Linked DNA regions of Mus musculus: all the other regions are linked to region 3. The links are chromatin loops, found by intact Hi-C in ENCODE. Cell type or tissue: heart. All regions are shown on one strand.

The links. Hi-C counts contacts between places; a loop is a spot of excess contacts. Peaks named below come from ENCODE experiments on the same cell type or tissue, not always from the same donor. Only the 100,000 strongest peaks of a DNase experiment are listed, where the experiment ranks them.
Region 1: a loop joins it to region 3, with 5 times the contacts of the local background. A loop is called at or near these places in 18 of 42 quality-filtered maps.
Region 2: it touches region 3 in a loop (3-fold over the local background); 4 of 42 quality-filtered maps call a loop at or near these places.

What each region holds. Positions count from the first base shown.
Region 1 is chr6:54,251,231-54,259,230 of GRCm38, forward strand. The region is part of intron 6 of Chn2 (chimerin 2); the gene reads left to right. It overlaps Gm15527 (a long non-coding RNA gene), which reads right to left and starts at 3,764. Exons shown (of 3, transcript XR_003956307.1): 1 at 3,336-3,764. In heart, CTCF peaks have their summits at 2,155 (motif pointing left) and 3,781; a DNase peak (open chromatin) is centred at 3,731; H3K27ac peaks cover 1,272 bases.
Region 2 is chr6:54,268,455-54,276,454 of GRCm38, forward strand. It overlaps Chn2 (chimerin 2), which reads left to right. Exons shown (of 13, transcript NM_001163640.1): 7 at 4,622-4,699. It overlaps 9130019P16Rik (RIKEN cDNA 9130019P16 gene), which reads right to left. Exons shown (of 14, transcript NR_033635.1): 14 at 1,227-2,906. Among named protein-coding and RNA genes, the nearest start is that of Gm15527, 17 kb to the left of the region's middle. In heart, no CTCF peak of the experiment used is centred here; a DNase peak (open chromatin) is centred at 4,337; H3K27ac peaks cover 2,014 bases.
Region 3 is chr6:54,364,441-54,372,440 of GRCm38, forward strand. The region is part of intron 3 of 9130019P16Rik (RIKEN cDNA 9130019P16 gene); the gene reads right to left. Among named protein-coding and RNA genes, the nearest start is that of Prr15, 42 kb to the left of the region's middle. In heart, a CTCF peak has its summit at 3,854; a DNase peak (open chromatin) is centred at 3,851; H3K27ac peaks cover 1,729 bases.

The DNA.
Region 1 (8,000 bases), 110 kb before region 3:
GACTAGTATGACCATTCTTTTTGTTTTCGGGGTTTTTTGTTTGTTTGTTTGTTTGTTTGTTTTTGTTTGTTTTTGCATCAAGAGAAGAGGAGAAGGAACAGCGACTTCCTCAAACTGTTCATTCCCATAGCCAGGGGCATTTGGGGAGCAGTGCAGCTTACTGAGCCTGATGCGGGGGACCCCACTATGGGATGGTAAGAGCCCTGAGAGGAGTGGTGTCCTGGAAGCCTTAGCCAGCTGGGTAGAGGCACAAAGGCCACCCTTCTCCCCTACCTGTTTTGTGTGTGCCTGTTAGCTGACTCAGAGTTGACAGTAAGATCGGGTCTACCCAGACTAGATCTGTAGCCACCGGGAGGTTCCAGTTTAAAATCCACTTGGTTTCTTTGGGCTAAAGTACAATCGCATCGATCCCTCTAACCAGTTTGGATTGCATTCTCACTGGTACTGACACCCTGTGCTTCCCCGAATCCTGTCTGTCCTCACACAGTTTGCCCCATATGCCTCCCAGCCCCGACAGGTCTTGAAATCTCTGTCCCAAAGTGCCTCAGTCAGGAGGGGATTCCGTGTGTGGGGATATGATAGAGCCGACAGACGTACCCAGACACTGGCTCTCCACAAAAGGTTCAAAACAGGCTCTGGTAACAAAGCAGTTAATTATCAGCGATGGGAGTTCAGGGATAGTTCAAAGGGGAGGTGACATTTGACCTGTGTTATTAAGGGAAAGGAAGTTGCTTTAAGGCAAAATAAAGAAAAGAGCTGCCAGGCAGAGAGCCAGGAGCAGAGATGAGGGCCTTCAGATGTGGCCATTGGAATGCAGCACGAGGAACAGCTTGCACCGGGGTAGGGAAACGTTCATAGTGCTAGCCACTGCGTCACAGTCATGGAACTTCTGATGCCAAGGACAGCTAGCAGGCAGGGAAGTATGGAAATGAAATGTGCGCGTGGCTTGAGATCTTGGGGTGTTGAGTAAAAAGTGGGGGGTTGTTGTAGAGCGTGGTGATGGAGTTCCCTACCATGTTCTAGCCAGTGAGCCCTCAGCCCTCAGCACATCAGTCAGGATGGGCTGGGTCAGGTCACATTAAAGAAAACCCAACAGTAGTACCAACCTGTTATTTCTTACCCATGTCCCATGCCCATTGTGGAATGACCATGGGCATTCTTCCTATGACACATCCTCAAGGTGACACCTAACTCTACTTTATTTGCTTAGTCACATGGCCACAACAACTCTAACAGTACAGAGACAGTGGCTGTGTGGCTTCCTTGAAACTCGCAGAACTCTAAAGAGGGCGGGTGTCACTCGCTCTAAGCTTCCCAGACACAATTCGGTGTCTTCTTAGTAGTTAGGTTTCAAACTTGGTAAAATCATCCCAACAGCAGTTTGACATGGTCTTCCTTGGTTCCTTTAAAAGCACCACAGTCTGCGGAGTGCTGCTGGATACAGCTGAGATGTTTCCCCACCTGGGGTGCAGCGTTATTCACCGATACCCATGATGTAGACCCTACCCTGAGTTCACACCACCACTGTGATGCCACTAAACTAGCAGTTCCAGAAAGCCACTAAAGAATGTGCTCTCAGGCAGGGAAGGCTCAGCAGGTAAAGGCACCTGCCACCAAGTCTGATGTCCTGAATCTATAGTAGGACAGAACCAATTCTGAAAAGTTGTCCTCTCACCTCCACATGTGCACTGTGGCATGTGCACACCTATGTGCCACTGCATGTTTTTGGAGATCAGAGGACAACTTGTAGTAGCAGACTCTCTCTTTCCACCATACGGATTACAGGTTCAGACTCAGGTTGTCAGGCACCTTGACCCCAGTGAGCCATCTTACCAGCCTCTCCAGATTGTTTTTAATCTTCAAGGAGTTTAATGGTGGAACCACTCACTCACTGTACAAAATAAATGTTCACTTGCCAAAGTTTAACATATGACTAAGATTTAATGAACACAATATAAACATCACTATAGCCCTAATACAACAACTTTGAAAAGTCATCTGATAAAATGATAGGTTCTGGGCTGAAGAGATGGCTCAGCAGTTAAGACCACTGGCTGTGCTTGCAGAGGGATCAGGTCAGTCCCAGCACCTACATAGTACATCACAATTCGGTGTAACTCCAGTTGCGGGGTCTCTGAGGCCCTCTTCTGGCCACCGTGGGCACTGCATGTGCAAGGCTCACAGATACACCCTGTCAGAACACCCATACACATTCAATATAATTGTTTAAACTAGAGAAGGTTTTCATAGTCTTAGAAGCTACTTAGTCACATCACAGTTGTGGACACACAGAAGGGTACAAGTTGTTCCCAAGCCACACCCGTCTGTTCTCCGGATGGCCAGATGGGCACCTGAAGCCTGTGATTTCTCCCAACACTGGGAAAGTGTGGGGTTCCAGTTTACTGGCTTGGAACAATTGCTCCTGGTCCGTTTTTCAGAAGTCCGTCCTTTAACGTGTTTTTTCAGAGGTCAGACATGCAGGTGGGTAGAAGGGCATAAGGAGAGGTCAGGGGTGTGGAGCAGGAGAGGGAGGAGCCACCACAATGCATTCTGCTTGAAAGTGCAGAAGAAACCTAATACTGTGTATGCTGCTTAAAAAAGAAAAAAAAAAACACTCTAAAAATACCCAGCTGAGCCATGCCTGTGGCCAGCAAGTGACAGACTGGGGTTGGGGGAGGTGTCAGGTGCTACTTGGCAGATCTTGGATCCAAACAATGTCTTTTGCTCTGGAGAGAAGTGAGGACAAGGAGGACACCACGCCTTGTCTGAGGACAGGGGTTCAGCCCAAGCCCACGTGAGCCTGCACTCCCGGTGCCCAGCCTTATGGTCCTAGTTCCGCCTCCATCACACAGAACAAGGCAGCTGTGCATCAGAACTCAGCTACTAAGGATTTCCCAGTCACAGCCAAACTCTCAGCTGTCTGAGATGAGTGTTTTCAGGAAGGAGCCCAAGCCTCAGGGCTGAGAGGAGAGTCAGAGCGCTAGGCTGTATCTCGGTAGTAGAGCGCTTGCCTGGCTCACAGGTCCCTGGTTCAGGCCCTGACACTGTAGACAGTAATAACAAACCTAACTAACAGTGGCTCTTTCAAGGACAACTCTATCGTCTCCCCGAGCACATCCCACGTTGGTGTGGTTGTCCACTTAAAATGCTTTTGTCTTTTTCTCTGTCTAACACACGCTTGCTCTACACAAAGGCCTGTCAAAGCTTTTTGAATATTTCTCCTGGCCTTGACTTTCTAGAGTTCCTCTCCTCCGCCCCCGCCCCACCCCCCACCCCGTCTGCCTCCCTGAATTTATTGTGTCTTCTACCTTGTTCCCAGAACGCTTTGAACCTACCTCTTCCGAGTCCCGGAGCAGGAATTGTTACATGACTACACGGTTCAAGGCCATTTCTCTTCACTCTTGCAAATATTGGCTCCTTGAAGTGAAGGCCTGAATGTTAGTTATCCTTAGTTTCCTGTGCCCACCATAGTGCCTGGTCCAGGGGGAGAGAGTGTGATTACCAAATGACGTACAAGCACCCAGGTAACAAATTTCAGGCACACTGTGCCTGGACAATACTACGGCCTATTTAACCTGCAAGTGTCTGTCTCCCCTCCCCCACTGTCCTTTCAGATTTCTAGGTCAGATGCAGGTCCTACAAATCTGTTCTCACAAGCCTTCCGGGTGCTGCTCCAACTGTACAGGAGCCTTCTGCGATGTGTTTGTCCAGTGGTTAGGAATGCCTCTGGTTGGAGAGCCCACAGGGAAATTAGACTGGAGCCCCGTGCTGCTCCGCAGGCAGGCTGTAGGGGGTGCTCTGCAGCCTACTTCTGCATTCCACTGGGAGTCAGAATAGCCCAGAAGCATCTACCCATTCTTATCCCCCACCCACGTTCCAGGTCCACTTAGACTTCCCCCAGGCCACAGCACACAGAAGCATGCTAGCACCTCTCTTAACTTTCCAGAGTATTTGAGACTCACTAGTAGGTTACCCTAATGTTCTGGCCACATAGAGTCCTGGCTCCAACACTAGCAGTGGTCAGTGTTTTGGGAGTGTGGAGTTTGGGCTTCCAACCACCCTTGATGACAAGGCCAGGGGGTCACTGCCAGAGCAGGTCCCGGCTGACCTAGGGCCTCCTCCTCAGTGTCTTGAATCAAGTCATACAGCCATCCCCACTCCAGCCCTCTCTGGCCCGTGCACAGCAGAGAGTTTCACGTGTCTTCCAGGCAACAAAAGCATCCTAACTTCCTCAAAGGGTCCCCTTTCTCCCTGTCGCTATCCCTCCCACCGCCTTCCCTGCAGGCCTCATCACACGCATGGGGGGCAGACTGCTTCCCAGAAGAGGCTCAGTCCCTGCTTGCTCATTAAGTCGCTGTAATTATACGCACGTGGGCCTAATTGGTTTTAATTGCACTCCAAGGCTGCTCTAGGTTACAACGGTGTCTCCAGCCTCAGAGAAGTTGCTCCCTTTATTTACCGCTTAAATAGTATCAAGGGGAAAACAGGAGAAGTGATAGTGAGGAAACTCTTCATTCTGAGAGAGCAACTTTCAAAGTGCTTGGCCATCCTGACCCTGCAGTGCTGGGTTCAAATTCAGCGCAAGGAAAGTGAGTCAAGCCACCGAGAGGCTGTGCCGCTGTGGAGAAGTCAATCCAGCATGCAGGCTGCGCTGCGGCTGCACGATGCTTAACTGTGGTGTGGCATCCTCTCTTTATGAATCTGCATCTATTCTCCAGTTGCACACACCCATCTACCTGAAATTCACAAATAAACCATAGTAATAACATAATTTCAATTACTCACTTTGTCGAAGGCAATTTAAGCATCTTATTATTTTGGATCTCTTTTTTTTTTTTTTTAAGTCCATGCTTCTGGTGTTAAATGCATCCAAGTCTGCATTACTGATTTGCATTCCCCCTTCATGCCACACCCCTCCACTAAGACTATGTATACTGCACAGATAATCGGTCTCTAAAGGAATGTCACATGGCACCCATCAGACAGATGAGTGAGCCTCATGTTAGCTGCCCACCTCTGTGCCCTGGAGCTCCAGTGTCCTAACACCACCCTGACTCTTTCCAAGGGCACCTGTATCCTGGTGCAGTAGTTAGCCCTTGCCAGATACTAGACGTACAGAGTCATAGCTGAACCCTCATTTTGGAAGTTGAAATAGGAACCAGAACCAATCAGATTTCGGATGAGGATGGGTGCACGTGGAAGAAGAAGAAGACGTCAATCATCGGATTAAAGTGTTGATCAAATGTCCCCTGTATGGCTTCTCAGTGACCTACAGTCACTGCACTGTGTGGAAGACTGTGCTTCTGGAGCGGAGGAGGCCCTGGGCCAAGAGAAGACACGAGGCCCTGGCTCCCCTTGCCTATCTCTTTGGCAAAGTTCTGTTTGCATTGATCCAACCCTGTGACGAATATCAGAATTCAGAGGACAGATGCAATGCTCAGGGGATGAAATTCAACCAGTGCCGGCCAGTGGAGCCTTGACCTTGCCAGCGATTACTTCACAAAGAAGTCTCTGCTGCTTTTGAATTCAATTACACTGGACAGGGGGAGCCAGTCTCCGGTGCTCTTTCATGATGGATCAGGCATCCTCAGGAATCCCGTGGTGCTACACACCCCTGGACCTTGCCAGGCGCCCCAGGAGTCAGGAGTTAGCCTCTTCTGAGGCATACAAAGGTTTGGGTCCCTACAGATTTATTTGTTTATTGGCTGACTGACTGATGTTCTAATCATTAGAGTCTAATGTCTTTCTCGAGGTGTGGAGATCCTACCTCTCCTCGCTCTGTTTTTATCTCACTCTGTTCCCGTGTGCCACTGGTAGTCTTTTGTTCCTCTGTCTTCCCCACTGGTTTCCTGTGTCATATGGAGGTTTCATTTTCCATAAAAAGGTGAGGAGAGCTGCAGAGAAATCAGAGCAAGGCCATGCTCCCTAGTCCTTTGAGGTCTCTGCAGCTCGCTTTTCCTGCAGGTGAGACCTCTGGAAGACAGACAGAGGCTTCAGTTGTCTCCAGACACAGCACCTCTGGCAGATGGTGTCATGGGGAAGAGAAAGAAAAATACCAGTGTGCAGACAGTGAGCAATTCCAGCTCCACAGGACAGACCCCCCTGCAATCACTACTGGGACAGCAGTACACAACCAGACCTGTGAGACAAAAGCCTTCAGCCCATTCCCCCTATGTGTGTGCCTGGCTCAGATCTCCACTCAAGCAAGAAGGAATCTCCTACAAACCCACAGTGGTAGAGAAGCCTCTAGAAACATCTGTGTCCTATCATTAGAAACCTGGGACCAAAGAGGCACCAAAAAGAATAGGCTGAGGAGAACAGAGAAGAGGAACAGGAAACAGGAAGGGGAGCCCACAACACTGTAGGATACTGTCAGCATGCCACAGGTAGACTCCTGTCTTCCTGACTGCTCCCCCCTCTGTCAATAAAGTACGTCAGTCACTCACAATTGTTCTTACCCCAGGCCAGTGACCACAGCCTCACTGCTCAGTGTCCCATGGGAGCAAGTTTCCCTTGGCAAACATGTACTGACATCATCTGATGATGGACGCTTGTTGGCATATGATCGTCATTATAAAGCAATGGATTTCATAAAGGCATTCATGCAAGTACATCATGTACTCCAACTATATTCACCCCTCCCCCACACCAAGATTTCTAAAGCTTCTTGAGTAGTTCTAATTAACATCTGGGAACCACTGAATTATTTTAGCTAAGTAAATCCCCACCTACGCCCAGAAGAGATCTTAGCAACAGGTCTGACTTCCTCTGGAGTGAAGAATCCATCAGACTTGATTGAATTAGAAATATGGGTGCAAGCTCAGGACCATGCAGTAGTCCCTGAACACACACAGTGTGGCAGCCCTGTGCTCAGGCCTTTCTGTGCAGTACCCAGCTGGACCCAACGAAGATTGCTCAGTTCCCTTCTATTGGCAAAGCACCTTGGGGGTTCTCTGCACAGCTTCTAGTCTTCATGTTCTGACTCTCTGTCTCCCAGACACCATGCAGGTGGGGATGTTTCCCAGATGCGGAGGGGGAAAATGATCTTACAAGTTAGGGGCTCGCAAGCACAGTGCTGGAGGCTGCAAGGACTCGGGGTGGGGAAGGCCGCCCCTTTTACTGTAGAGCAAAACAATACAAGCATACTTGGAGCTGTTTTATTAACTATACAAGAATCATGGAAAAGCTATAGGTATGGATGGGCTAACAGACCAGCCCGCTTGTGGTCTCTAAAGCTCCTTCAGTCCCTCTGACTGTTGACTGAGCAGGGTTTCCTACCTGCCCCAGCTTTCTCTTCTCCATACCTATGGGCTGTATGGTGAGCAAGCAGACCATCTGTTGAAGGAGTGTGTCATTTACATGTATAAAGCCACGAATTAATCTCCAGGCTTTATGCAGACAGACAAGTGCTCTCCCATTACTGAGCCATTACTCAGACACCACAGCTGTGGCCCTCTAGGGTCTTCCGCCACCATCCTCTTCTTCACCACAGCTCAGGGATGGACTTTGAACGTGTTTCTTGGCTTCAACTTCTCACCACAGACACTTGAGCCTCTCCCGAGTTTATCCTCCCACACCTTAGAGATGTTGGCCTAAGTAGCCAGAGCGACTACTTGAGGCAGGATGCTTATTTTCAACACGAATAGAAACGATTGCCCTTGCTTTGGCCCTGCCAAGCTGTGCCTGAGTCATGTGTCTTCTGGGGCGGCACCGGGAATGCCAGCTTGACGTTTCTCAAAGCTGTCGGGTTTGTGAGAAGCTGCTGCTGGCCTCGCTTTCTCGGGGGATATGGGTCACAATGGGGAGCTGGAGGCGGGTCTGCCATCCAAATGTTACTGTGTGTTTCTCTCTTCAAGGTCAGTAAGGATTTACTCAAAAGTCACCTTGGCCTCAGGACGTTTGTCAAGCATCAGCATTTCTTAGGAGGTATCTTCTTTGGGCAAGACCAATCCCCTACCCTGAAAGGAAGCCAAAGCTGCTAAAGGCAGGGGACAGGGCCA
Region 2 (8,000 bases), 96 kb before region 3:
ACACACACACACACACACACACACACACACACATCTATTTAAATCTTTGTCTTCAGAATTGCCTAAGAGACTGCTGAAAATAGAATCACTGGCTCCATTCAGACCTTTCATAAGTCATCAACTATTTTCTCCCCAGACATCACTGGGACACTCTGGGGGTCTGTAGGAAAATAATGACCCAATGGTAAATATTCTAATCACCACAAACACCAGGATAGTAGAGACCTCGCCTTGTGGCTCCCTGGCCAGCATGTGTAATCAGGAGCTTCATTTCCTGCACTGCCAGGAGGCAGCAAGAGCAGTAGAGTCAGGATAGTGGTTGTAGATGGATGTGACTTGGGTTTGTGAACACTTCAGGAAGACCCAGACACTAGCAAAGAAGTGTAAAGGACCCATGAGTACAAACATTGGGGCTAGAGTCAAGGGACCAACATGTACTCTTCAACACGCCTCTTTAAAATGCATCACCAGGATACACTTGTCTGTAGGAAAATAATAAGCCAATGGTAAATCACTACTTCAGAAATCTTCAGGTAAGGTCTGAGGGTCATGGCTGCTGGAGACTGAGAGATCGGCTTGCTAAGAATGAGTGGGGAAGCAGCCAGTGATCTCATAAACGTGTAAGGTCCTCACTTCCTCTGTGATGCTAAGCATCCCAAATGGCTGGTCCTCACATCTTTTCAGCTACTTACCCATCCTCTCCCTTCTTCATCTGACAACATCTCATTGCTTTCTTGCTACTGGACTCCTTCCTAGATGCAAGATTCTGAACATGGAGAAAAACACCAGAGAGAGACTCTAAACATAGGATTCCAATTCTCATTATGGGGGAGGGTGGGAATCGGAATGTACTGAGTGTATCCGTTGCATATTGATAGCTGCACTTAACTGCCTAGGGAATCATCAGTAGACGCTTCTTCTGAGAGGACATGGGGAGGTCGAAAACCCCTCCAGACCACACGCCAGGCTGCTTGTGTTAAAGTGGCCAAATGGTAAATCTTTGCTATGTGTATTTTTTTTTTCTCGAGGCAGGGTTTCTCTGTGTAGCCCTGGCTGTCCTGGAACTCACTCTGTAGACCAGGCTGGCCTCAGTGGAAGGGAAAGCCTAGATTTCCTTAGATATAGCAGACTGCCCACCTGTCAGATTTGAGGCCTTGGAATTTAAGCTCATTGTTCATGTGTTTTCCTCTGTAGAATAGAAGGAATTAGAACAGTACCACACAGTAGGCTTATAAATCTTTAGTGAATTCAAACATGAGATGTATTTAGCACAGGCCCTGGCATTTAGCAAGCACACTTGAATGTTTATGGTATTAATGTAAGACAGGCAAGACCCACAAGAGGCAAGCCGGGTAGTATTCAGCAATATCCTTCAGCCATCACAGCGGGGGTTTCTGTGGGCATCTAGTGAAGAGAGAGCACAAGCTGCCAAAAAGCTTATACCACACAGTACAGCCCCTCAGGATGAAGACTGAACTGACTCAAATGTCAGGTCCAGGGAGAAACCCTGGCTTAAGAAGAACACAGAGAGAAAGTGCCTGGTCTCCTTATAGGCAAGAGTAGGTCAGCATCCAATGTGTGTCGAGGCCAGTGCCTTGGAGGTTGTAAAGGCTGAGGATCCTCCTGTGATGTGCAGATAAAGGGTCCTGTGGGAGGTGTTTCCTGGGGGCAGGGGGCAGTGATGGTCCCAAGAGAGTCTTGTAAGCATTTTTCAGTAGTAAGAGGGTGATTGGGGTGACCACTGAAGCTGCCATTCTCTTTGGGAAGCTGACGCTCCCTGTAAAGAGGACTCACAGAAGGACTGTGTGTGGTGCCTGCCTGAGGCTGAAGGCATCTTGTGTTTGGGTAAAGGCTCTGGAAACTGTTCAAGAAAGGCGAAGTCACTGTCATGAATAGAAATTAAAAATGCTAGTTACAAGTAATGACACACAAGAGAACAAATTAAATCTTATATTCAACAAATTAAATTTATATTCAATAGCAGTATACCACAAGGAGGAGGAGACACTCTTCTGCCCGCTTCCCATATAAAGGGTTATTTAATTTGATTCTCCAGTGGTATAATCAGACACTTGGCCTATCAGACACTGAAGAACAAGCTCTTGTATTCAAGAGTCTCTGTTCATTTACTAACAATGAAGGTTTGAGAAAAGATCTTTTACCTCAGCCTCCTTTTTATCTTTAGGCTAAGCCTGGAAACACTTGTAAGGTATACCAAACCTCCATTCAGCTCCTTCAGGGACAACTTAACTTTAAGACTGAATGAATCAAGGAAAGGAGCCATTAGAAGAGAGCAGCCTTGGGTGGTCCTAGTCCTCAGAAGCTGGGTGTAGGGGCAGTGATGATCTTAAAATGAATGTGAGATTATGTGAGGTACGCTTGTTCTCCTTTTTCTAGACATCTGGCTTTCTCCGTGTACTAGGGCTGTATTTGTTCATTGGCTGCTAGAGGAAGGAATCCCATTAGAGCCTTGCAGGAAGAACCAAAGGTGACGGGGCACAGGGGCATTTCCTGAGTTCCTGGTCTAATAGGGGGTCAGAGCGGCCACTGATCTCTAATACAAGGCAGTGATAAATGCAATAAAGACTGGAACCCCAAAGGCAGAGCACTCCTCCAGTGGGAAGTCTGGGAACGTTTGCTTTGTAAAGGTGGCCCTTGAGTTAGAATCAAATGTCGGTGTGTTCAGTGAGACTCTAATGGAGACCACGAGCTACCACATGGAGAAGCTGAATATGGTGGAAAAGATTTTCTAGGATCTGTGGAGGGAGAGGAGATGAGCTTCAGCTTGAGAGCAGCGAAGACTCGCCATGCCAGCAGTATGTGCATCAGCGTGGAGAAGCCCGGCATTCTCTGATCACAGGGAAGGGAAGGCAGGGGGTGTCGAGCAGCTGTGCTGATCACAGTGACTGTGAGAGAACGACAGGAAGAGGCAGAGTTAGTGTCTGAGGTAGAGTGGGGATGTGGGGATGTGGGGATGTGGATACAAGATCTAGCAGTTAAGTACCATATCCCAGAACTCAGGGGCTTCAAGATGTTTTCCACTCTAGTCTTGATTCTGTTACTGATGTGAAATGAGTGGCCTTTAGCAAATTATGTTACCTCTCAGTGGCTCAGTCTTTTTGTCCAGAAAATGGGCATAAATATCCCAGCCTTCATACTATCTGCTGGAGATGAAATGAGTAGATGCCCTTTATACATTGTGAGCGTCAGTTCCTGTGGATGACAGAAACATCGGCTGCTGTTTCGGATAAAAGACAGCAACACGAGATGGGAGAATGGACTTCTGAACCAAGCTGCAATGATGGGACACGAAAGTGGAGACTCACACAGGGAAAGGACCGGTCTGGTGAATTGACCCAGGGCATCTTGGAGGGGCTCTGCTCTGACCCCAGGCCAGGTCTCATGCTATACAGGATGAAATTCTAGAATCATCCACATCTCTCTCCTCTAGCCATCTGCATTCTCCTGGCTTTCTAGCTCCTAAAGTATTGATTCTACTGTCTGTCTGGCATTAGCAGCTTTAAAGAACTCCCAAGACATCACAATCCCCCTCTTCTATTAATGGAGAGATTTGGGACCAAAATTGTGCTCCCAGAGGAGACCATCCAATGCTTTTAAAAGCAAAGGGGGCGTTAAGATAGGCTGGGGCGCCAACAAAATGCTCATCTGAGATGCTTTGTTTTAAAGACAAACAAGTGATGTTTGGGTTTTAGTTAAGGGGATTTATTTAGTACAGTTGTGGGATTTCTGCAGAGTGGTGAGGGGGGATAAGAGAAGAGGGAAGAATCCTGCAGTGTAGCAGCCCGCTTCTGACCTTCTCACCCCTGAGATGGCTGAGCCCATAACCAAATGCTTTGCACGTCTCCCATAAACGGCTTGGACTCAGACCGTTGCAGTTCGATAAATGCATAAGAATAAAGAGAAGGTTTTCAAGTACCAGACAGCTTTTCTAAGATAGATGTGACTTTATCACTTTAAGATTAAAGAATCCTCTGGGTTAAAGGTTTAGTCTGCTGGAGGTCAGCCCAGAATGAGGTTCATAGGCCCAGAATAATGGACACAGCTTTGACTTTGAACATCACAATGACTGTGTGTGTGCGTGTGTCTGTCTGTCTGTCTGTGTCTGTGTCTCTGTGTGCTGCAGACATTGCTGTCTCCCCGGATCCCCTGTGCTGACTGGATATCCTGGGGGTTGCTATATATGAATGTGTGCTATTGTTTCAGGCTCAGGCGATGCGGCCTTAAGAACCAGCACAAAGCAGGCCCATCCCATTCAGCCAGAGCCCCCTCCATCGCTCAAACAGTCCCTTCCAGGTCACATGCCCCTCAGGCCTCTACAGACAGAACACAGCTGCCTCAAGTCTGCTGCACAGCATTAGCAGCAGTCCCCAAACCCTGCTGGCTCCAGAGAGCTGCCGCAGGAGAAACCCAGGAGAGCTGAGCTCCAAGTACCATGTGCTCTCAGGAACTGTGGCTGGAAAATGAGAGAAAATGTGCTATGGTTCGGAAGTCCAAGCCCAGCAGGAAGCGCCAAGAGCTGCTGGCCATTGCATTTGGGGTCAAGGTGGGGCTCAAAGGTGGCTTTCTCTGGTCTCCTCTCAAGCTCTTTGCCTGTTCACAGATCTCTTCACTGGTCCGAAGAGCTGCCCTCACACACAACGACAACCACTTCAACTATGAGAAGACACACAACTTCAAGGTAAGAGTCTGCATCCTCTCCGCTGCCGTGAGAAGGGGGTGGGAGTGGGAGAGGATCCTTGATCACTTCCATGTGGTCATAAAGGCAGGCGGCAGCAGCAGATTGCTGGGTTTTCCACATAACCCTGCTGCCTTGTGTCAAAGTGGAGGCTGGAGCAGCTGGCTCTGCGCTGCTGCCCTTCATACCTGCACGGGTATTGACTTGGTTCTGGGACCCAGGCCCACTTCCTCTTCAGTCTTCCATGCCCAGTGAGAAGGAAGCGGGGGATGCCCCAGTTGGTGGTATTTAGAAGTGCTCTGCACAAAACCTAGCAGTACTTTTCCACCCCGAAGTGGGGTCACTGCCATCCACAGGACAGTACAAACAGTTGTCCGGTTCATGATTGCTGTTCTGTCTTTTGTTCTCAGTGATTCTAAGGCGCTTGTTTCTGTGTAGACAGCTGCAGATGTCATGAGGAGAGAACCCATTCACTAGCTTGTGTGTGCACTTTGGGGTCAGGGGCACGTTGTAGCCTGGCTAAGCTTGACCCTGCCCTCCAGACTAAACAAAAAGATAGGGAGACCCGGTGGGAGTTTAAGTGGCTTTTCCCATGAACTATCTTCCTTTTGGACCAGCTCTGGATGTGAGCTGCCACCAGAAAGTTAGGGTCTGTTTCTTTTGTCCTGCTATGTTGTCCAAGAAATGTTCATAGGGGAAGCCAATGACAAACTGTGAAAATGGGACGCTGCTGTGGGAAGGAGGGACAGGACCATGTTAGAGACTTGCCTCAGCAAATGGGTGATGCTCTGTGGAGCTGGTGGGATTTTCAGATGCAGAATTCAGGAGGAAAAGAATAGGCAGAGAATCAAACTGGGGCTTGCCTTCTCTGTTGAATTCTTTCCTTCTGAGACCACTGATTGTGGGAATGCAATTGAACATCAGGGAAAGGGAACCATTTCTGCTCCTGCCGCTGAGGAGGGGGTCAGCCCTTCCTAGGGATATGTATGCAACTATTCGTTTCCATTCCATAGTCCAGTCTGTCTCTCTGCCTCTGGGTGTAGGGAGCACGAAGCTTGGGCCTTTACTTGCTATCCTTAAAGGAAGGAATGGAAGCCTTCAGTCCTATGCATTTAGCCATGAGCTGGAGAGGATCTTGGGGTATCTCCCATCTTAATCTTTCTCCCATTACTGAATGGCCAAAGGTCTGATTTGGAGTGTGAAATGTCCGTATTTATTTCCTCCTTATGATTTTCTATCTTAACCTCTGTGACCCTCTCATTCCTTAAGACGGTGTTTTTCTGACTTTTGGGGCATCCTGTGGACGCACTCCCAGGCATGACAGGATGGGTCTTGCTGGATTTGCAAATCCCTTTCCTTCCTCTCCAAAATTCCAGTGACTTTGCTCTGAAGATGCAGTTTGAGTACCTTAGCATGAAATAGCTCCTTGGGGGATGGACCCTGTGAGCTAAAAACATGTGCCCACAAGTCATTGGTACCTGGAAACCAATGCCAGTCTGTTCTGACTTAGACCTCTGAATGGGAAATTACTTTTAAGATACTTTGGAAAGGATGGTTGAATCTTATTTCCTAACTTTGCACCTGAGGTATATTGGTAGAAGAACAAAACACTCAGTGTGCCATGGAGAGAGGAAAGAAAAACCAAACAGAATATATCGTGTTGTCCCAGGGCAGATCTGTGAGACACACAGGACCATGCCTCTCTTCTGTGGCTTATACAGGCATCTTTAAACCCTTCAAAGCCCTGGAGGAGCTGCGGCTACCAGTCATGGCTGCAGTTACACTGTTCCTGCCTCTGTTCTTCAGAGTGAGCGGCTGGGGCTGGAGGAGGCATTGACTGTTCTGTTATTCATTCCTTCCACCCTAGGCCCCTTTCCCTCTCCCTTCCCTCAGCTGACTACAAGAATGTTGGGAACACATTCTAAAAACAGGTCCATGCTGTAAAGACAGCCGTGGGGCTGTTAGGAGTAAGTCACTGTCTGAAGAAAGCAGACTTTCACCAAGGGTCCCACTAACTACTTGTAATTTGTATTTCCTACCTAAATTTTACATCTGCTTTTTATTTATGTTGGCTTCTAATGAATTATAATCTGGATCTTTCTTGATTTATTAATGGAAGATAATTATGTACATATACCACTAGGCCTTTGTTGAATAACAAGAATGCACATTTGTGGTTTTGTACTTACCAGCAAATAGCTTTGACTTGTACCTGTCTGAATTCATACCTGAGATAGGGATCTGTCAGCAGATCCTGCCACCTCACCTCCCAGCAAGCCTGCTTTCTTTCCCAGTCGTGTCTGTTCCTGGGGTGCAGGGGGACCCTCATCCATGCCATACTTAGGAACTTTCTGGGGAATGAATAGAAACTCTGAGCACTACACAACACTGGGAAAGTGCCCATCTCAGATGCTCCAGAGAACAGAGCATAGCTGCTTTTCAGACAACACTGCATAGAAATAAAATCCAACCAGTGCAAAAGCTTTCAGAGTCATGCCTCGTATCATGCAACACTCAAGTACTTTACAAACTGCTTGCTAGTGCTGTGTTGGTCCACTCAGAGCTGGTTTCTGATAAACCTATATAGGAAGTTATTCAAAGGTCCTACCTTAGGTCTCTGTGATTAACTACTATTGCTCTTCATGTAAGGCCTATATTGGTCAGCTTTCTATCACTGTGACAAAATACCTGAAGTAAATCCACTTAAAAAGAGGAAAGGTTATTTTTTTTTGTCTCATGATTTCTGAGATTTCAGTGCATGGTCTCCTGCTTCTGTCATTGCTGGGGCCTGCAGTGAGACTGAGGTAAGACTGGATCAAGTGCATGTCAGAGCAAAGGTGCTCACCTCATGGCAGCCAGGGAGCAAGCAGAGGAACAGGAAAGGGCCGAATCCCAATATCCTCAAAGATCCATGCCCAATGATCTAACTCCTTCCAATAACGAAAACTTTTTTTTTTAATCTCCTAAAGTCTCTACTGCCTCCCAGTAGCACCATCACTGAGGCCCAAACCTCCAGTACAAGAGTTTCAGGGGTAACATTTAAGATCTGAACTGTAACGTATGTACTTAGCATAAAAGGAGGAGCTTGTTTGTCTCGGTGGTGACTTAATTAATCCAATTGTCCTATTTTATTTTTCTCATTAATTTATGTATTTACTTTACATACTGATTGGAGTGGGGCTTCCCCTCCCTCCTGCCCTCGCAGGCGCTCCCTCTCACCTGCTCTCCCCTTATGCCTCCCGCCATTTCTCCTCAGAAGAAGGGGAGACCTCCCATGTAGATGAACCCACCTCCAGCATATCAA
Region 3 (8,000 bases):
TGGGCTATAGAGTGAGCCTCTGTTTAAAACAAGCATTTTTTAAAAAAGTATAAGTTAAAACCAACTGAATGCACTACTTAAATTGAAATGTTTGCCAAAGAAACAGAAATTTATTTTACCACGCTGCTCTGAGAAGCAGGACACGCCTGTGGCACAGGGGCTGAGTCAGAGGGTGTGGTGAGAACAGAAACAGAAAACTGATAATCTCCCTCCAAAAGCCAAACAAAGCAAATCCTGCTGTGGAAACTCCATTCTTTTTGCTAACAAGGTTATGCTACTTTAAAGCTGGCCCTTGCTGCGAACAGGGGAAAGGTCCGATCAGAGCAAGGTTCGCCTTCATCTCACACTGTGATCGGTGCATCTGTGTCCGCACTGGCCGGCCCTCACCTCCATTCTGTCCACTCAGCTTAGGCCTGGGCTGTATTGAGCCTGCACCACTGTAGGAGCCTAGAACAGGGACTCCCTGCCATGTCATTGTCTGCAGCTGGTGACCTGTCCCATTAATGGTGACTTGTCGGGTCATGCAAGGCAACAATGCTTCTCTGTATCTACAGGCAAAGTCCAGGCTCTTTAGCTACACCCAAGATCTGGGGCCATCCTCCCCTCAGACTGCCTGGGTGCTCTGTCTTTGTCCCAGCCAGGATCAATCATTCTATCGGTTGCTATTCTGGGTGTGGGTCAGATACACAGTATGCATCTCTGTTCTTGCTCAGCCCGAACCGCCAACCCCCTTCCCCGGCCTTCTAATGCTTCCTTCTGGATAAGTCAGGACTTTTGTCTTTCAGGAAGGTGTCCCTGAGTGTCCTAGCACAAAATGCTGGAGCTAGTGCTACTTGCACACATTAGGAACTCATGTGGCAACCTAGCTTGGTATTGGCCCAAATCAATCCTACAAAGTCTCTTTAAATCTAGACCGCAATGGAGGAGGGACAGGGACTTGGGAGGGGTCCTAGGTGACAATATCTTGCTCCCAATTAAAAATGAACTAACATGTGAAAGGTTTCTGTCTCATACATGAAATTTGGGGGAAGAAGTGGTTTTAAAGGCCTACGAGGAGCTATTTCTCTTGGCTTGGCTTCCTTCTCATGCTCAGAGGGTGGCTATAGAAGCTACAGGCTCTGGTCTCCTAACAACCAGGCCTGCAGAAAGCAGAAAGACTTAGTCCCAGACTTCCTAGAGCTCCTTCTTCTCCGTGGCCCTGATTATCCTTGAGATAGACGACCTGCCTTTTGTCAACCTGTAAGCATCATGGCTGTAGGGTGAGAGCTGTTCTATGAACAATGCTTTTGTTTTTTTTTCAAGTAACTCTTGAGAGAGAAGAGAGCATTCACATAATGTTTATTATAACATATTGCTATGATCATTCTATTTTGTTATTGTCGTTAACCTCTTACTGTGCCTAAGTTATAGACTAACCAGTCACAGAGTGGATAAGATGTTGGTTATGGAGGCCTAGTGGGTGGGAGCTCATAAATGGGAGCTCCTTACTTCCCACTGTTTCTTCATCCCAAGTCTCAGGGTACAACCCCTGCCAGGTAAGAAAGGACTTACTGCATGCATGTGTGTGGACCAAACCAGAGTCCTAGCTCAGACATACTCTTGTGTAGAGCCCAGGTCCTTTGCAGAGGGAGTAACAAAGCAAATCTCCCTGCTGGGGACTTTGCGGTGAGCTGGCAGCTCTTTACCATTTTAACTTCTGGTTAGCTCAGCACTTTTTATGTTTCTTAACTAGCTAGGCAAGTTTTATTGTTGTTTGGTTTGGGGGGTGGTTTTTTAATTTGGTTGGGTTTGGGAGTTTGTTTTGTTATTGTTGTTGTTTGGTTTGGTTTGGTTTGGTTTGGTTGGGGTTTTGTTGTTGTTTGGTTTTTGGGTTTGTTGGGTTTCAGGGATTTTGTTGTTGTCGTTGTTTGGTTTGTTTTTTCTTATGTGTATGGATGTTTTACCTGCATGTATGTCTGTGCACCACATGGGTGCCTAGTGCTTACAGAGGTCAAAAGGGGGCACTGGATCCCCGAAACTGGAGTTACAGACAGCTCCGAGCCACCATGTGAGTGCTGAGAATTGAAGCAGGCCCCTCTGGAAGAGCAACCAGCTCCTTCAGTTGGCTTTTCTTTGTGCTGTTAAATTCCTCATCTCTGCTTTACAAATTCAAAAACAGTAGGAAGTTGACCTGTAAACCAACCAAACAACAGCCCCAGAACTATACAAAATGACTGATATAGTCTCTGAAGCTATGATATAGTCTCTGAAGCTGACTTCACAGAGGTTGAGGGAGAGGTGAAGCCGAGCCTATCTCTCACAGTTATGCTACATGTCTGTGCCAGGCACTGGACTAGACCCTTTTATGTTATCTTACTCATACTTTCTGAGCCACGTTCGTAACTGGGCCCCACCTAACAGATGGGAGACCCGAGATTTGGAGAGATTTGCTATGTCCCCAAGGCTACCAAGACACACTGCTGCACTCCAGTGCCATAAGAAACATTAAATTTGCTGTTGACATTCTGCAGTCTGGTGACAGATGAGCATGTGCTGCAGTGACACCGGCCATGCTTAGATGAAGCAGAGAGGCACTCTGACTGTTCACACACTGGCCCAGGACATGGCCTCCAGCCCCCAGCAGACTCCTGCTTCCTTTTCTGAGCTGAGTTAAGGCCGTTTTCCATGTGGCAAGCTTGTAGAAACCCTGCTCTGCTTCCACCTTTGTCTTCTGTTTCCCATGCCATAGATGCTAACTCCCCTCCCCCATGTTTCTCTTTCCCAGCCCCAACCCTAGGGAAAGAACTCTGTGGATAGAAAAGGCAGGAGTGTGCATGGCTTAAATGGGAACCACCTTTCTTCCCTGTGGACCTCAATGTGGATCATAGAGTGGATGGGATGCAGGATGCAGAGGCCCCGAAGCATATCCCAGCTCATCTTTTCTTCCCTCCATAGTTTTGAGAAGCAGCTTCATGGGTATTTGGGGGAGCTTGTCCAATACAGGGTGCTCCCCTCCTTTCACCTCCCAACAGGAAACTACAATTCTGGTTTGCATCCTTCCAGACATAGCCCTGTCTTGAATTACTTCAAGCTTTATAATTTTCTACAATCTGGGAGTGGGGGAGATCTCTGTGGGTGAGAGGTTTCCTTTATAAACCAGCCTCAGAACTCATGGGATAGTGGAAGAGAAGCGACTCCACATAGTTGTCCTGTAACCTCTAATTCAGTTTTGTGACATGTACACACACACACACACACACACACACACACACTACCAACACCACCAGTGGTGATGATGATGGTGGTGGTGGTAGAGAGAAGGAGAGCAGAAGGGAGACAGGGCCATAGGGAGGGAGGGAGAGCGAGAGGGAGAGAGTTCCCATGTTTCATGAGTGGTTTCTCACTCTGAATGATTAGAGTGAAAATCCGCACAGCAGAATACCCTGACCTGCTCAACAGACCTGTCAGTGTCCCAGGAGCAGCCACTCACTTAGCTGAGCTCTGCAATGCAGGGGAAGTGAGGGTATCTTAGATGGGGAAAACAGTTACTGGGCATGCGCTTTGTCCTGGATCTCACAGGTCTTCAGCCTACATAGGCTCCCTCCCTCCCTCCCTCCCTCCCTGTCTCCTTCCTCATTACTGCTCTTTCTTTCTGTATTCCTCGTTGTGCAGGTCTGGATAGAATGTATGCTGTGTCAGTAGAGCAATGGGAATCTCCATCACTTATCTCAAAATCCTGGGCTTAACTTACTACCAGGAACACTCAACAGAAGGCAGTTAGTGCAGCACACTTGGGAGAGCGGTGAGATAAAGTAAATTGCTGATGCCTGGAAGTTTAGTGGATGATGAACTTACTGAACACACACCACCTAGTGGCAAGCTGGAGTAAGACCACCTCAGCACGGGGCCAGACGCTAGTTCTCCCAGAGCAGGTACTGTGCCCTGTGAGGCGCTTTCTCATTGTAGTATTGTATTATTTAATCAGCACGTGTATAAATCTCTCAGAGTGGGAGCTGAAGGATGAGTTACAACTGAGAACTTAGATCATCTGGCTGCAAAGATAGACTCCTTGCACAGCACACATTATGGGAGCCAAGGACAGCGGCAGCTTATCTGATTAGGAAGTTAGAATTCTGCACGAATAACAGCTACTCTCAAAGATTTGAGTAAATACCAGAGTATCCAGAACAATAGACGATTACTTCACATTTTTACATTTGGACACATTTTAATAGATAGCCGGCTCCCTGTTCCCATAAACTGAATCTATAATCTCCAGTCTAATACATAACAAGGACAGTACCCCTCCACATCTTTGTTTTTACAAGAGGGGACTGTGTTGATATTTCTGAGCCCAAGAACCATTTTCAGCTTTGTTTTTTCATCAATGGTGAAAGAAATATTCACCTGCAAGAAGAGCCAGTGCATTCTGAGATGAATAAATTCAACCAAATGTCACTGTTCACCATGAAACGACTAGTCAAAACAACATTCACTGCTTCTGATGATGTGTCATTGAAATTCGTCAAACTGAAACAGCAGATCTGCCTCACATAAACCCACGACAGCAAAACTGGCCCTTCATACAGTCTTGTGGCCTCTGGAGCAAATACCAACCCGGTGGGCCGAGGCTGGCCTGGGTGTGGCAAGCAGTGACGAATGCTTACTAAAATCCTCTAGTCACCATCGGGCGTCCTGGGGACCTGCATTTTGTGACTGAGTGCAAAAGTCTTCTAGGCCCCTGAGGTGAGGACATCTGCCTTGTCCTGGAAGAAGGAGCAGCAGCAGAAATGGCTCTTTCATCCTGCAGCCCAGCAGCCCTGCCAGGACCCCAGCCCGTATTACAAACATCTGCTCTCCCATTGTGCAGTGAGAGGCATTTGCTAGGTTGGGCCTTTGTTAGACTGGCATGGAGGACAAGGCCTACATCTTCACTCCACTTAAAGTCACCACTGGCCATGGGAAATGGTTTGTATAGGTGGATTTGGTGGGGTTCAAGTTGTTGGGAACTCCTTACTTGAATGAAGAGGACGGTCACCTTGCTCTACAATATTGAAAACAGAGATTACTAGCTGCGTTCCTTTCCCTGGACTCCTGAGGAAATGAGTCTTGGTTAACTGCTGGACACATAATGCCACCCTTCTTCTGCTGAAGTTTTTAGGGTATGAGAGAGGGAGAAACAGACACACACACAGAGAGACAGAGAGACAGAGAGAGACAAAGACACACCGAGAGAGACAGAGACACCGAGAGAGACAGAGAGACACATAGACAGAGACAAAAGATCAAAAATGTAGTTGTCTTTTGGGCCCCTGGGTCTGTGGGTCAACAATGACTGGGAAGCTGCCAAGTAACTCTAGTGAGACTCCAAATGAGGGCACGGAAAGAGAGAACAAAAGAAAAGGGAATCTAGAGAGAGAGAGAGAGAGAGAGAGAGAGAGAGAGAGAGGATGGATGACAGAGTGAGGTGAGGCAGTGGAGGAAGAACAGAAGGGAAAAGCAGCAGAGGCAGGGAGAAGAGAGTGGGTGGGGAAGAAAAAGAAGTAAAGACACTGCTGAGAAGGAAGATGGACAGAAACAGCTGAGTGAGACCCGAGAAGCCCAGGTGTTCCAAGGCTGGCGCTCACTCGCCCTGGACCATGAAATTGCAGCAGCTGAGAACACTGCACTGCCATTGCCACCAGCATCCAGGAAACTGGGAGTCTCTCTGCTCTGCATGGCTGGGCTGGGCTCTGGTTTCACAGCTTGGCTGGCCCTGGTAGCTAGGGTGAGAGGGAAGGAGGGCAGAAGGGAGGCAGAGCCCTAGGGAGTGAGGGTGGGAGAGCGAGAGGGAAGGAGGGAAGGGAGGAAGGGGGAGAGGGAGGACTGGACCAAGTTGCAAAGAACCTGTGTTAGGCTTCCTTTATTCTGTTTGCAGACACACCCTCCTTGGCTACAGCATGCATAAGCCCTGGGAAGACAGTGAGGAAACCCCTAGGAGTGAGACTTGGGTTTCCATCTTCACTGTACCCTGAGAACCTCCGAGGGAGTGTCGGGTGTCCTGCTGATGGGAGGACAGCAACACAATGGAAGGCTGACCAAAGAGAAATGTCTGGGCTTTGCTGGCTATATTTTCTTATAAGGAATGAGAGCTCAGCCCTTCTTTTATTTACTTGGTCAAAATCGAGGGCAGATGAAGCTCATAGTAAACCACGCAGAATCACTGAACTTTCTCTCCCAGTTCTGTCCCCACTAACTCACAGCAAAGGTTGGCACAGGCCTTTAGAATGTTTATTAGAAACCCAAAGGTGACCAGGAATCAAAGAAAACAAAAGAAGAGGGGTTTAAAAAGAAGGCAAGTGGAAACCATTTGTTAAAGGGTCAGGAGACAAGGAGCTTTTGTGTTTCAGGGGCTGTGTCAGCTCTAGAAAGGAAAGAAAGCAAAGAGTCTTTCTCCATTTCAGCTTCCTTATGGTTGAACCTCATACAAGTGCCCAGTCACATCTTAGCACTTCGCACATCCAAGCTAGAAAGGACCTGAGACTGTCTAACAACCTTAAGCTTTTCATTTTCAGGACAAAAACAAAACAGGAAACAAAACAAAAACAAACAAACAAAAAACCAAGGCCATTAAGTTTTTTCCTAGGCCAGCAGTTTCCAGTGATGCTGGTATTGAGTTGCAGGGACCCAGACAGCTGAGCATTCCTCTATGACTCTGACAATGGGATTGCACTCCCTCAGGGAGCCCCTTCTGCATCTTGAAGCCCATAAGGGAGGAAGGCAAAACATGGTCCATTCATAATAGGCTCATTTACTCAGCAGCAGAGCATCATGGGAATTAACCTGCATTTCCTTAGTTTAACCGTACTAACTACAATGTACCCAACACTTACTACTCTGCTAATGGAAGAAAGCAGAGAGGGGTCTCTGGTAGCTTGCAGATCTGTTCACGGCCAAAGAGACAGAAGACACCGGTACCTTTTTTCCCACTTGGATCTTGGAGATACCACCTGATATTTCTGACTGTTTCCCAGCCTGTAAAATGAGCCCATTGGAAATACTATTTGGATAATCCCAGTGTTCCTTAACCAGTGATGCAGATACACCCTGGTGAGCCCACTGAAGGTTGACCCAGTCTAACCCACTGAGCATCATAGCTGAGTCAAAAGGTGGTGCAGCCAGTGGCACCGCCTAGCTTCTCTAGACAGAACTATACTGCAGGTTGTTAGGCAAGGAAAACATCAAAATTCACCTGAAATTCTAACACTTGGGTGGTTGAGGCAGGACACTCACAAGCCCGAGTCAAATAGCTAGCTGCTGTCTCAAAACAAACAAGGTCAAATCTCAAAAGATTTGAGATTTCTACCGAATGGGTATTGCTTCCATGCCATTGTAAGATGAAAAGAACTATAAGCTGAACCATCATAAACTGGAGACTCTGTACGTCTTTGATTTGACACAAATTTAGGATGTAGAGTTATAAATGTTGCATAAATAAAAATGTCAGATCTCAGTGCTTTAATGTCCTAATGCTCACTGACTCTCACGTCCAGTGCTGTTACCAGACCCATGTCTCCTCTGTGAACAGTAAATGGCTGCTCACTGAAAGAACTGCTGAATCTCAAATTTTCAAAGGCAAGTCATTCCCAGTTCTAGCCTAGTGTTTGCTGCCAGTGAGGTTAAATATAACTACAGTTCTGTTTTTAGTGCTTCTCAGCAGAGCTAGGAGTGTTTCTCTGCCTTGAGGACTCTGTGATTAGATTGCAACCTCCAATTAATCCAGGAGGCTGAGCCTTACCCAAGGCCAGCAGCCTTCAGGCTGCCTGTACATCCAGCACATGTACAATGGAACGACTGTGGAGGGGTTTCCGTAATATCAAAGATTCACAACACCACCGTGTGCCTCCAGTGCTCAATAGATTCTTTCTGATGTGCTATCTCTTTGCCTGGAATAAGACACACAGAAATGAGCTATTGTTGAGTGTGTAGCAGCACAGAGGAGTCTCACGTGTATTGGGCCGTGTGAAGGAAGCCAGACTCAC